2 separate regions of the Mus musculus genome follow, and region 1 is linked to region 2. The links are chromatin contacts, found by POLR2A ChIA-PET in ENCODE. All regions are on one chromosome and are shown on one strand. The core of a region is the stretch at or near the end of the contact, and the rest is flanking DNA. Distances in the headings are between cores, read along the strand shown. Region 1 overlaps Plcd3 (phospholipase C, delta 3). Region 2 overlaps Nmt1 (N-myristoyltransferase 1).

The links. ChIA-PET counts read pairs that join two places held with the same protein, here RNA polymerase II (POLR2A).
Region 1: POLR2A ChIA-PET joins it to region 2 with 10 read pairs in Patski. The contact joins two enhancer-like sites. POLR2A ChIA-PET finds 5 or more read pairs at or near these places in 3 of 5 experiments (Patski and embryonic stem cell).

Annotation. Positions count from the first base shown.
Region 1 is chr11:103,089,052-103,096,117 of GRCm38, reverse strand. The region is part of intron 1 of Plcd3 (phospholipase C, delta 3); the gene reads left to right. Among named protein-coding and RNA genes, the nearest start is that of Plcd3, 9.1 kb to the left of the region's middle. Within about 2 kb of position 2,618, at least 2 of the 3 ENCODE cell types and tissues checked have a DNase peak (open chromatin) inside an H3K27ac peak, as active enhancers do.
Region 2 is chr11:103,048,075-103,055,143 of GRCm38, reverse strand. It overlaps Nmt1 (N-myristoyltransferase 1), which reads right to left. Exons shown (of 12, transcript NM_008707.4): 4 at 2,820-2,938. It overlaps Gm42090 (a long non-coding RNA gene), which reads right to left. Exons shown (of 2, transcript XR_003949775.1): 1 at 6,546-7,069; 2 at 5,449-6,154. Among named protein-coding and RNA genes, the nearest start is that of Gm42090, 3.9 kb to the right of the region's middle. Within about 2 kb of position 3,618, at least 2 of the 3 ENCODE cell types and tissues checked have a DNase peak (open chromatin) inside an H3K27ac peak, as active enhancers do.

The DNA.
Region 1 (7,066 bases), core at 1,369-3,868, 42 kb before region 2:
AAACGAAACCCCTGACTGGTAGTATCAGTAATGCCAGGACATGGGAGGTGGGGGCCGGAGGCTCAGGAGTGTAAGGCCATCCTTGGCTGCAGAGTGGGGTTGAGGCCAGCGTCTAAGTGGTTGGCTCCTGGCATTTCTGCTCACTTGATATGCAGCTGTCATCATTACCTAGTGCCAAGGCTTTCCGTAGTTAACCCACCCCCACCCTCCCAGGTATGTTATAACCATTAGTTTCCCCTGCCAGTGATCTGCTTTCTGTCTTTGAGGCTTAGTATACAGCCTAGCCAGGAGTGCTAGTTCTGTGAAACTGCCAGTTCTGTGTGTCTTGAATCCGTTCAGTCACAAGATCTGTATTACTTGGGGACCCAGTTTCTGTCACTGACCACCAGGTTTCACGGCCCGTGTGCCAGGTGGCACAGATTTCGCTTTCATCATCATTATCACTAGAAGATAGTTTTGATATTTAGCCCAGGTTGGCCCTTTAACTCCCCATAATCTCCCCTGTCAACCTCTTGAAAGCTGGCATTCCAGGCAGGCACCGCCCTGGCGCTACCGCTACCGCTTCCCTTTGTCTCTGCCATGCTTCAATTCTCAGGTCATCTCCTCTGTTGGGCTTGGGTAGTTACCACCTCTGGCTCTCCACCTTCCAATTCCTCCCTATTGTTATTTAATGAGCGGTGCCCCTCCCGCACAGTTGAGAGTGGTTGTGGGCCCAGCCCAGGGTCGGGTAGAAAACCCACAGTCACAGTAGGATGCAGGAGGGGTGTGAGCCTGTTCTGGGCTTGTAATTTATGAGACACCTGTGGGGTTGGGCCTGGCTGAACCCAACATCTGTTTTCTGGTGGTCAGGTGGAGAGCCAGCACCCACATTACTGCCCTACGTCTGGGCCTCCTGCTGGCCTTGCCCCTTGCTTTTGATGACCCTGCTCATGGCTTAAGAGTGCCCACCTGAGCCCCAGCCCCTGGTGCAGCTTGGTTATACACTCTCACTATGGACTCCGTTTGACTTTTTCTTTTTTTTCCCCCCCTCTTGGTTGGGAGAGGGTCCTTTGGGGTGAGTTAAGGTCACAGTCTACAGTTTAGGCTGGCCTCGAACTTGGTAATCCTCCTGCCTTAACCCTCTCAACCGCTGAGATTTCTGGTGTGAGCCACCACCCCTGGCTCTGGTTGGCTTTTCTATGGGTGTGTGGTTACGGTGTAAGTAAGAGTGGTCAGAGACCGGTGACACTTGGGTGGGTCGCTTTTCCATCCCAACAGACTCTAGTGATTGAGCCCAGGACAGGAGTAGGAGGCCCTGTCAACTGTGGAAAGTTGCTTCAGTGGAAGCCATCATCAGGCTTTACGACTGCCAGGCTCAATCTCAGTGGCCTGTTTGCCGAAGGCTGGGGACAAAGCAGGCCCGCTGTGACTCACCTCCATTTCCGGGCTTAGTCACACCCCAGCCCCCTCCCCACCCCCCCCTGGGCTTGGCATCAGAGGACTGGCCCAGTTAGGGGAGGTGACCTCAGCTGAGGAGCCTTTCCAGGCTGCTGGGGTGAAGGAAGGGTGAGCCCAGCTAGCTTTGGTCCCAGGCCTGGTGGCGCCATCAGTGCCCCCTGCATGCCCTGCCCCTGTCCCTGTTGTTTCTCTGGATCAGATAATTCAGATTGCCTGAATAAATACCATAGAAAGAGGGAGGAGGAAGGGTGACTCGGGTGATCCCTTGGCCTAGCTATATGGAAACAGTATGTCAGCCACTATCCTGATGGGGGTGGGGGCGTACGAAGGGGAACCGAAACTGACGGCCACAGCCCTCTACCCCAGGGAATCCACAGATACCTAAGGGAGGGCAGGCTACTCCTGCCCGGAGACACTGATTTTTAGTCATGATCACCCTTAAACTCAGGGTAAATTTGGGGGCTGAGGAGACAGTTTAGTCAGGAAAGCGCTTACTGTGTAAGCGTGAGGCTCAGTCTCTGCAACCCACACCAACCGTCAGGTGTGGTGGCACATACCTATCATCCCAGTGTTGAGGAGGCAGAGCCAAGGTCAGATCAGTGCGGCTGGCTAATTAGCATATGCATACATCCTTGCACACGCATAAACACTTCTGCAGATTCGACCACGCCCTCTGCCCAAAAAGCCACAAAGTCCAATTTTAAAATACAGATGCCCAAGTGCCAGCTCATGCCTGCTCTGGCCCCGGGAGAACCCGATACACAGCTAGGGCTGAGAACCCAGAGCCCAAGGCATCAGCTCTGAACTCAGGAAAGACTGGGAAGGGCTGTGGGAGAATGCAAACCATTTAGCCGGTCCATCTGCTTTAGCTTCAGAGTCTTCCCGAAAATATTAGCTGGAGCCAGGCTCTGGAAGATAGAGAAGACCTCATTCTAAGCCTGGGTTTATTCAAGTCTCCTGAGATTTGATACAGCATGTTGTTTTGTGGTTGTGGGTGGTGGTGGTGGTGCACGCGTGTGTGCCTGTGTATGTGTGTGGTGTGTGTGTGTGTGTGTGTGTGTGTGTGTGCATGCTCTCGAGTGCACGCGTGCACACCTGCATGCATGCTCAAATGCCAGAAGCAAGGGTCCTGCTCAATCTCTCTTGGCCTTATCTCCCCAAGACAGGTTATCTCTCAGAGCCTGGAGCCTGGCTGCTGGCCAGCAAACCCAGCAATCTTTCTCTGGCCACCTCCGTGGCCCTGAGATTACAGGTGTGCGCAGCCACAGCTGGCTTTGATGTGGGTTCTGGAAATTGGAGCTCAGGTCATCAAGCTGGAGCCACAAACTCTCTTTTTTTTTTTTTTTTTTTTTTTTTTTTTTTTGGTGTTGTTGTTGTTGTTTGAGACAAGGTTTCTCTGTGTAGCCCTGGCTGTCCTGGAACTCACTTTGTAGACCAGGCTGGCCTTGAACTCAGAAATCTGCCTGTCTCTGCCTCCCAAGTGCTGGGATTAAAAGCATGCACCATCACTGCCCAGCCATCTTTTTTTTCTTTTAAGATCTATTTATTTATTTTTTATATATGAGTACACTGTAGTTATCTACAGACACACCAGAAGAGGGCATCAAATCCCATTACAGATGGCTGAGAGCCACCCTGTAGTTGCTGGGACTTGAACTCAGGATCTCTGAAAGAGCAGTCAGTGCTCTGAACTGCTGAACCATCTCTTGAACCCTCATTTATTTAACATGTATGCTTTCTCTGCATGTATGTATGTGCACCATGCTCATGCAGTACCCTCAGAGGCCGGCAGAGAGCATGGGATCCCCTGGAACGGGAATAACAGATGGTTATGAGCTATCATATTGGTACTAAGACTCCAACCCAAGAGCCCTTAGAAACAGACCCAGTGCTCTTAACCACTGAGCCATCTCCCCAGCCGTCCACAAACTCTCTTATGGCTGAGCGTCTCCCGGGCCTTGATGGCTTTTTGTTTCTGAAAGACCCCCCAGGTGGGCAGTCAATCAATCTGAGGAGACCCTCCCAAGGATCAGCGAGTCCACGATTCGGATGTAAACAGCAAGAGGCTTTATTGGGAACACGGGTACCCGGGCGACTCAGTCTATCGGAGGACTGGCGCGCCGAGTGTGGAGTTTTTACCCTTTTTATAGGGCTAGGGCTGGGGAGCAAAAAGCGTGGTTACAGAAGCGAGAAGCGAGCTGGTTGGTTAGTTCGAATAAGGTTTGGGGTACTTCCCGGTCATTTGGGGAAACTGAGGTGGGACTTTTTAGATCTAAACAATGTCTATTTTCAAGAAATGGGTAGGGGAGGGGTACAAGGAAAGAGTCTAATGAAGGTTCAGCAATGGGCACATATCTGGTCAGAACATTGGCAGACACACAGGTTTAAGGAGTGACCAGAGCATTGTGCACCTCTATTTTTTTAAATCAGTGAAGCTAGTTCTGCGAACACTGACGTCTATCGGGGCTTCTGTGTCTGTTGCTGGTTCCGCTTTATCTGAGAACCATCTGTTCTTGGCCCTGAGCCGGGGCCCAGGTGCTTGACCACCGATATCCTGTTCGGCCCCTGTCCCAGTGCTATTCAGCCTTGATCTTTAACTGTTAATCTATAACTGAACTTCCTTGTAACTTTTGAGAACCCAGCTCTGGTACTTTTTCATGCCTTGCGAAATGGCGTTACTGCAGCTAGCTTGCTAAGCCTTATGGTGGGGTCTTTCATTCCCCCCTCTTTCTGGAAACTGAATAAAATCTTTTATTTACGTGATTCTACTTCTTCTGGACCTATTGATTTGAGTTGGTGATACTGTTGGGTCAGAACCAGGGCCTGCACCACCGAAATTCTGTCTTTTACAAACTGGACCAAGCGGTTGAGAATACAGGGTCCGAAGAGTAGGATTAATAAGAGTATTATCAAGGGGCCCATAATGGTGGATACCAAGGTCGTGAACCATGGGGACCTGTTAAACAGTCCCTCAAACCACCCTTGTCCTGATTCGAACAATTTTTGTCTCTGGTTTAACCTTTCTCTTAGCTTTGCCATGCTATCTCTCACTACGCCAGTGTGGTCCGCGTAGAAACAGCATTCTTCTTTTAGGGCAGCACATAATCCTCCTTCTTTTAGGAACAGTAGATCTAATCTTCTCCGGTTCTGTAGGACCACCTCAGACAACGAGGTCAGAGACTTTTCTAGGGCACTGACTGATTTTTCTAAGGCCCCAAGGTCTGTATGTATGGCTGCCTGGAGCTGCTCGAATTGCTTGGTGGCCACTAGGGCTGTAGTCCCTGTTCCTACTCCTGCAGCTATGCCGCCCATAGTAAGTCCTCCCAACAGCAGGGCCAGAGTTAATGACACCGGCTCTCTTTTATATTTGGTTTTTCTCTCAAACTGGCCATAAACATAACCAGGGGAGTGGTAGGTCACCTTTGGCCAGAGCTCAACCAGGACACAGTAATCGGTGGTGAGGTTGAGTACAGTAGTAGATAGGCAGGGAGTGAGCCCGGTGTTGCAAGCCCAAATGGTCCCGGCGGGAGCAGCCAGATAGTAGGACCCGTCGCTTGTATTCTGGGTGGTATTACACAGGGCCTGATGGGTTTTGGGAACTGCTCCTACGCAGAGTCCCTGTCCGGTTACTTCGGACAGGGTCAGCTTGTGTTGGGAGGCCACGGAGCAGTTAGCTGGGGCAGAGGTATGGTTGGAGTAGGTACCTAGGACGGCAACCCCTTCGTAATAGGGGGGTCCCGATACCAGACACAACCAGCACTCTTGGGTTTTGTCAGGACTGGTGAGGTTGAGTGCTTGGTAGGCTCCATCTACCAGGTTCAGCAGTCTGTCTCCCGTCCCAGGTTGTATAGAGGCTGCGCCTGTAGGGGAAGGCTGAGGAGGCCTGGGGAGCATGATCTGCACGGGTCGGGAGGGGGGTAACTGGTCAGTGATCACGGGATTAGGCCCAATGGGGATGCGGGGCCCTATATTGAGGACCTGGCGGGTCAAAGAGAACCGGGTCACCGGGTCGGTTCCTGTGGATCGGTACAGTCTTAGTCCCCATACTTTGGGGCCATCCCAGCTGGCCTTTTTACCCGCGTCAGTGAATTCTAGGACTAGGGGATTGCATCGACCCCCCGGTGTGGCACCCTGGATGCCACTGGAGACCGCTGAGGAATCATAACAGGGGCCCTGATTCCGAGGGGTGTTTCCTCGCTTAAGGGAAATTAGGTCCCATGATGATGATGGCTTCCAGTATGCCTGTCCAGTGGTCTCACAGCCCCATTTGCCACAGTAGCCCTCTCTCGGGCCTCCACACCCTGTTGGTACAGTATGCCCGGGGCAAACATAGAAGTCAAATGTTCTTGCCCTTTTTCTTCCCCCGGGAGTGCGACACCCGAGTCCAGTCTCATCCCAGTCGTCCCCTATTAAATCGCACAAGTCAAAGTACAGTTTGGGAAAGGCATCGGTCATTGTCCCCAGGAGGGAGGTAGCATTAGCTGTTTGTCCTGTCATTAAGTTGGTAACTCTCCAAGTAACATTGAAGACCTGATGAGGGCTGTCATGTGGTACTGATACTCCTGCCCTTATTAAGATCCCCAGGACTATCAGGGGGGCCCACGGGTTAATCTTATCTTTAAGGGGTTTTGAGAACGCTGGACCTTCCATGTCGGTCCTGATGCTGTTCCGGCCGGAGGGGTTGTCGCCGCTTTTACGTGAGCGGCGTGGATCCACGCAGCGATGCCGTCTACTTTGAGAGCGGTGGGGGTGGTCAGCAGGACGGTGTAGGGTCCTTTCCAGCGAGGTTCCAAGTTCTTAGTCTGGTGCCGGCGTACCCACACGGTGTCGCCGACACGGAAGGGGTGTGGTATCACAGGCTGGTCTTGTTGGTCCTGATAGGCAGCGGCCAGAGGCTTTCAGACCTCTCGTTGTACTGCTTGGAGGGCCTGTAAGTGAGCTTGGAGAGAGGGGCTATTAGTAAACTTTGACATTTCAGGATCATGGAAATTAACAAGGGGCGGGGGCGCCCCATACAGGATTTCATACGGAGTGAGTCCATGGGGGCCCGGAGTGTTGCGGGCTCGGTAGAGGGCCAAGGGAAGTAGGAGTACCCAGTCTCTAGTGCCAGTTGCAAGCGTTAATTTAGTCAAAGTCTCCTTGATTGTCCTATTCATTCTTTTTACCTGACCTGAACTCTGGGGTCTGTAAGCACAATGTAGTTTCCAATCAATCCCCAGTAGCTTGGCCACCGACTGACTTACCTGGGAGACGAAGGCAGGCCCATTATCAGTCCCCAATACTTGGGGCATTCCAAACCTTGGAAATATTTCTTCTAGAAGCTTTTTGGTCACAACTTTGGCAGTCTCATGCTTGGTTGGGAAGGCTTCCACCCAGCCAGAGAACGTGTCCACAAACACCAGAAGATACTTATGCCCATACAGTCCGGGCCTTACTTCAGTAAAGTCAATTTCCCAATGGGTGCCTGGTCGATGTCCTCTTACTCGCACCCCGGGACCGACCTTAGCTTTACTGGCATTTACTTGGACACAGGCTTGGCATGATTCCGCCACCTCGTGGAGGATCTTATCTTTATTTAGCATGTAATAGGGGCTTTCTTTTCTGTCTAGAAGTGCCCTCATCTTCTGAT
Region 2 (7,069 bases), core at 2,369-4,868:
CTCCACGCAGCGCCAGGCTTCACAGAAGGACAAAGCAAACTACCAAATCCACCCCAGGTCTCACAATCCCTTTCAACCCAGGCATGGAACGTTGGCTTCTTTTAGAACAAGAACCCTTGGTTGCAATAAGAAATGGAACCACTAGAGGGCAGGGTCGCACACTTCAGTACACAGCTGCATCTATAGAACCTGCTAACCAACTACTTAAGATTACCCTGGTCCCCAGAGGAAGCCTCCCATTTTCTGTGAACATGCTTTGGAGAAGTGAGTTTGGGGGCTGATTAAGGAATCACTTACTTCCAGGACACCACTGCCATATTTAAAAAACCAAAAACATGATTGGATTTTTTCATTTAGCCCAACAAACTTTTTCTGCCTTCATAAGCCATCCCCATCAGTTGGCCCAAGTAGAAGAAAACTGGTTTAATGACCTGAGTTCAATTCCTGGAGCTCACATAAGGCAGAAGAGAACTGACGTCACAACACTGCCCTCTATCTCCACAGGGATATATGCTATGGCCCACACCTGCTTCTCATCTCCCATCCTCCCACCCCCACCTCACCAGTAAAAAGCTAAAGAAGGGGGCTGGAAGGGGGTTGGCAAGATGGCTCAGCAGGTAAGAGCACTGACTGCTCCTCCAAAGGTCCTGAGTTCAAATCCCAGCAACCACATGGTGGCTCACAACCACCCATAATGAGATCTGATGCCCTCTTCTGGCATATCTGAAGACAGCTACAGTGTACTTATGTATAATAATAAGTAAATCTTTAAAAAAAAAAAAAGGAAGAAGAAGCATCTGGGCGTGGTGGCGCACATCTTTAATCACAGCACTTGGGAGGCAGAGGCAGGTGGATTTCTGAGTTCGAGGCCAGCCTGGTCTACAAAGTGAGTTCCAGGACAGCCAGGGCTACACAGAGAAACCCTGTCTCGAAAAAAACAAAAACCAAATCAAACCAAACCAAACCAAACCAACCCCTCTGTTCCTAAGACAGGTATGGCAGAACTGCTGACGGTCCTTGAGAGGATCTCTACAATCTAGTTGAAGGAAAAAGGCACTTAATAAATTGGGAGGGTGTGTGTGTGTGTGTGTGTGTGTGTGTGTGTGTGTGTGTGTGTTTCCTTACAGAGAAAAAAATTCTAAATCCCTGATGTTAAAACAGGAGGATAACCAGTGTGGTCATCCTGCAATCTCGGTGCTCAGCAAAGTGAGGCAGGAGGTTTGACTCAAGTTCAAGGCCAGCCAGGGTTACATAATAAGACTCTGACTCAAGGGGAAATAAGAAAGTGGCCGGGGGAGTACGCGGGGGGAGTACGTGGCTCAGTTGGTAGAGTCCTTGTTGAATAGTCCAGTACACACAGAGCTCTGGGTTCAATCCCGAGCCCAGCAATCAGGTGCTGGCGACACACACCTGCTATACCAGCACATCCGCCTAAGAAACAAACCCTGAACACGTGCTGGGCATGGCGGCGTGGGACTGTCACTCCAGCACTTAGAAGCTCTCTGTGATCCCAAGGCCACCTTGCTCTACAGAGCAAGTTGCAGGCCTGCTAGGGCCACACAGTGAGACCCTTTCTCAGAACCAAACCAAACCAAACCAAACCAAACCAGAACTAAGTACATGGATGCATTCGCACCCACACTTGGGCACACCCGGTTCCTGCTAAACACACATGAAGAATGTGAATTAGACACTGGGGAGACGGCTCTGTGGTTAAGACATCTGCTGCACTTCCAGAGGACCCCGGTCACTTCCCGACACCCAGATCACATGTTCACAACCATCTATAATTAGCTCCAAATGTAGCGTTGGGCCCCACATGTCCTGTGCTGGTTAGTCTTGCCAAATTAACACAACCAAGCATATCTAGGGAGAGGAAATATTATTTGGGAAAATGCCTCCGTAAGAGTAGACTGTTTCAGGGGCTGGAGAGATGGCTCAGAGGTTAAGAGCACTGACTACTCTTCTGAAGGTCCTGAGTTCAAATCCCAGCAACCACATGATGGCTCACAACCATCCATAATGAGATCTGATGCCCTCTTCTGGGGTGTCTGAAGACAGCTACAGTGTACTTACAGATTATATATAAAGATAAATAAATAAAAAAGAGTAGACTGTTTCTGTCTTGACTTCCTGTTACTCATGGCGTGTAAGCTGAAATAAACCCTTTCCTCCCCAGGTTGCTTTTGTTCACGGTGTTTTATTACAGTAACAAAAGTCCTGAATAGGACAGTCACATACCCACATGCAAGCTCACCTTAAATCACTAGTAAATATAACAACAATAAAGAGGCAGCTACTGGGGTTGAAGCTCACTGTTTAGAGTGCTTTCTCAAGACATGAACCATTATTAAAAATGCACAAGGTGCTGGGTCGCCACTGAGGAAAGGCGTGGAGGGCAGGACCCTCAGCAGCCCAGGTCACAAGTCAAGCAAGGTACGGACAAGAAGCCAGGCAGTGTGTCAAATGCCTCTAATCCAGCATTTAGGAGGGAGAGGCAGGTGGTCTCTGTGTTCGAGGCCAGCCTAGTCTACATAGTGAGTTCCAGGATAGCCAGTTACGTAAGAGAGAGACAACTTGCCCCCAATACAAAACAAAATAAAAGAAAACCAATGACAAGCAAAATAAATAAACAAAATAAGAAAAAAAAATAAGGTTCCACAATAGGAACTTCAGAAGTCAACTTTCACCCTTACACCTATGACATGCTCTTACTGTAGAGTCTGGGCATGCCCAGGAAGTACTGGATGGGGTTTGTTCAGCTCTCTGAGGCTCATCTCCTAAGAGTCCTGTCCCACCCACAAGCCAGGCCTACTCACCACACCACGGTCTCCCAGATCCAAGGCATCCCAGGTGAAGCCCTGGGGCAGGGTGTAGGGCTCCTGGCGAATGTTGTCTTTGTCAGGTTCGACTGGACCATGGGTGTTTACCACTTCACCTAGAAGAAGAGCACAGCAAGTCTATTGTCTGCCCACAGCGTGCGTGAAGGGGCTCACTGAACACACTCACTGGAAGGCTATCGAGGAGGTTCAGGTGGTAGAGTGGCTGCTTTGCCTGTGTGTGTCATACCTAGTACTACATAACCCAGCAGAGTGGTACAAGCCTCTAACTCCAACACTCAGGAGAGGCAGAGGGACCAGAGCTTTCAAAGTTACCTTCCACTGCACAGTGAGTGTAAGGCCAGTCTGGGCAACACAGATCCTGTCCCAGAAAGAAACAATTATATCAGAGTAAATTCCTCCGGTCCCTAGGAGCCCTGCAGCTGACGAACACTCTACGCTCTGTAACTGCAATCTCTCTCCAGTCTTTGGTCCCTAGTAAGGGCGAGCGCACAGCAAAACCTCAGAGTAATCTCTAGGATCCAAGGTGCCTCATCTTTGGAAATCCTTTAACTCTCGGGCAGGCTCCTGAATGACAAACACCCATCACAGCTAATTTAGCTTCCGGTCTCCTGGTTGGTGTAGGGTGTCGTCATGTTCCAGCCCAGACACTCTTCCCTGACTAGAGATCTGTAAGGTTGCATAAGCCTGCCTCTGTGTCAAGACCAACAACAGTGCACTGGCCTCACTCCTCAGTCAGATGATTGCTCTAGCAGCCAGGGTCTCTCAGCCTTCCAGCGTCAGCCTCTAGGCCTGTGGGCCAGCTAACTGCCAGGTCGGGGCATCAGAGCTCTGAGCCCTCCAGATGCCTTTGGGTTGACTCACCCTCCTGCATGATGCAGCCGGGAAGTCTCCCTCTCACCCAACCCTCCTCTGTGGGGAGCTCGGAAGCCGAGATGAAGGCAGGAACTGAAACCAGACGGGGCTGGAGAGGAAAGCCAGACACGCAAGCTCTCCCTCTTAATAGGTTTTGTTTATTTTGGTTTGCCCATCTTTTTTTTTTTTAAAGATTTATTTATTATTATATGTAAGTACACTGTAGCTGTCTTCAGACACACCAGAAGAGGGAGTCAGATCTTGTTACGGATGGTTGTGAGCCACCATGTAGTTGCTGGGATTTGAACTCTGGACCTTCGGAAGAGCATTCGGTGCTTTTACCCACTGAGCCATCTCACCAGCCCTGCCCATCTTTTTTTTTTTTTTAAAAACAGGAGAATACTAAGTAGCTAAGGCTGGCCTTGTGCTCATGGCACTCCTCCTGTCTCAGCTTCCCAATGCTGCATTACAGGTATGTAGCCCTCCAAGTACTTTTAAGCAACTTCCAATTGTCCTCAGACATTTAACTTCTGTGTTGGAGGGGGCACACTCAGTAGAACAGCCTCGCACTCGTGAGGTGGAAGGCAGGTTCTGAGCCTTAGTGGGACGGGACTGAGGGGAGAGAGAGCCTCTCCACAACAGGATAAGGAAAGAGGGCAGCTAGACAGAATAGATCTGAAGAGAGGCTGAAGGTTTGCTCAGGTCACATAACAGTCACACAGACCGAAGCTTCTGACACTGAATTGTAACCTCGGGTATGTAAGTCAAAGTGTGGGGGTGTCAGGAAAATTCAGCAATAGTAAAACCAAACACAAACTGAAAATTAAATATGTACGGAATCTGAGGTAGTTCAGGCAGTGTCACGTGACCTCACACGGGCACGCTGTACTCACTGTGAGTGCCAACATGCGATGAAACATCAAGGAACCTGCCTTAGATCCCTACTTGGATGGTGACTGGAAGACAGCTCGGTGGCTAAGAGCAGGGCTGTTCTTCAGTTCCCTTCAGTTGCCAGCACCCATGCCAGCTGGCTCATAACTGACCTGCAAGGCCGGCTCCAGGGGATGTGGTGCACGGTGCGGTGCCCTCTGCTAGCCTCTGAGGGAAAACACACACCTAACACAAGCAGGCACAGTCACAGAAACGTGTTTGCCTGCATATGCCCCATGTCTGGTGCCCATGGAGGTCAGCTGCAGGGGTCAGAGCCCTGGGACCGGAGTTATGGATGGATGGTTGCCAGCCACCACCTAGTGCTGGGAACTGCGCCCGGTCCTTCCACCAGAACAAGTGTTCTTAACCACTGAGTCTTTTCTCTTGGCCTCACATGATCACCCAACAAATTTTGTTTAACAAAGGCATATGCCAGGCCCACCTGGATTTAGTTTCTTTCTCTTAATTTGGTTTTTGGAGACAGGGTTTCACTGTGTAATAAATAGCCCTGGATGTCCTAGAACTCACTCTACAGACCAGGCTGGCCTCAAAACTCAGAGATGCCTCTGCTGCCTGAATGCTGGGATCAAAGGCACGTGCCACCACACCTGGCTATTTTCACTTTATAAGTGGTTACCCATAATGACACAGACCACTTAAGTCAGGAAACGCCTGTTATGTTCGCTTCTCACCTCCATAGACAAATGCTGTTGGACACAGCTGTCTTTTTACTTCCTGGTATTTGACTTGGCTCTGCCCTCCTAACCCACAAAGTACTGCAAATGTTGCACTATTTCTTGAGGAGAACAGTAACACTAACCACCTGACCTAGCTTACCTTTGGTGTTAGAGCGTGTGTTTTCTGACCTAGCTTACCTTTGGTGTTAGAGCGTGTGTTTTCTGACCTAGCTTACCTTTGGTGTTAGAGCGTGTGTTTCCTGACCTAGCTTACCTTTGGTGTTAGAGCGTGTGTTTTCTGACCTAGCTTACCTTTGGTGTTAGAGCATGTGTTTTCTGACCTAGCTTACCTTTGGTGTTAGAGCGTGTGTTTTCTGACCTAGCTTACCTTTGGTGTTAGAGCGTGTGTTTTCTGACCTAGCTTACCTTTGGTGTTTGTTAGAGCATGTGTTTTCTGACCTAGCTTACCTTTGGTGTTAGAGCGTGTGTTTTCTGACCTAGCTTACCTTTGGTGTTAGAGCATGTGTTTTCTGACCTAGCTTACCTTTGGTGTTAGAGCATGTGTTTTCTGACCTAGCTTACCTTTGGTGTTAGAGCGTGTGTTTTCTGACCTAGCTTACCTTTGGTGTTTGTTAGAGCGTGTGTTTTCTGACCTAGCTTACCTTTGGTGTTAGAGCATGTGTTTTCTGACCTAGCTTACCTTTGGTGTTAGAGCGTGTGTTTTCTGACCTAGCTTACCTTTGGTGTTAGAGCATGTGTTTTCTGACCTAGCTTACCTTTGGTGTTAGAGCGTGTGTTTTCTGACCTAGCTTACCTTTGGTGTTAGAGCGTGTGTTTTCTGACCTAGCTTACCTTTGGTGTTTGTTAGAGCATGTGTTTTCTGACCTAGCTTACCTTTGGTGTTAGAGCGTGTGTTTTCTGACCTAGCTTACCTTTGGTGTTAGAGCGTGTGTTTTCTGACCGCAGCTTACCTTTGGTGTTAGAGCGTGTGTTTTCTGACCTAGCTTACCTTTGGTGTTAGAGCGTGTGTTTTCTGACCGCAGCTTACCTTTGGTGTTAGAGCGTGTGTTTTCTGACCGCAGCTTACCTTTCTTGTTAGAGCGTGTGTTTTCTGACCGCAGCTTACCTTTGGTGTTAGAGCATGTGTTTTCTGACCGCAGCTTACCTTTGGTGTTAGAGCGTGTGTTTTCTGACCGCAGCTTACCTTTGGTGTTAGAGCGTGTGTTTTCTGACCGCAGCTTACCTTTGGTGTTAGAGCGTGTGTTTTCTGACCTAGCTTACCTTTGGTGTTAGAGCGTGTGTTTTCTGACCTAGCTTACCTTTGGTGTTAGAGCGTGTGTTTTCTGACCTAGCTTACCTTTGGTGTTAGAGCGTGTGTTTTCTGACCTAGCTTACCTTTGGTGTTAGAGCGTGTGTTTTCTGACCTAGCTTACCTTTGGTGTTAGAGCATGTGTTTTCTGACCTAGCTTACCTTTGGTGTTAGAGCATGTGTTTTCTGACCTAGCTTACCTTTGGTGTTAGAGCATGTGTTTTCTGACCTAGCTTACCTTTGGTGTTAGAGCATGTGTTTTCTGACCGCAGCTTACCTTTGGTGTTAGAGCGTGTGTTTTCTGACCTAGCTTACCTTTGGTGTTAGAGCGTGTGTTTTCTGACCTAGCTTACCTTTGGTGTTAGAGCGTGTGTTTTCTGACCTAGCTTACCTTTGGTGTTTGTTAGAGCATGTGTTTTCTGACCTAGCTTACCTTTGGTGTTAGAGAGTGTGTTTTC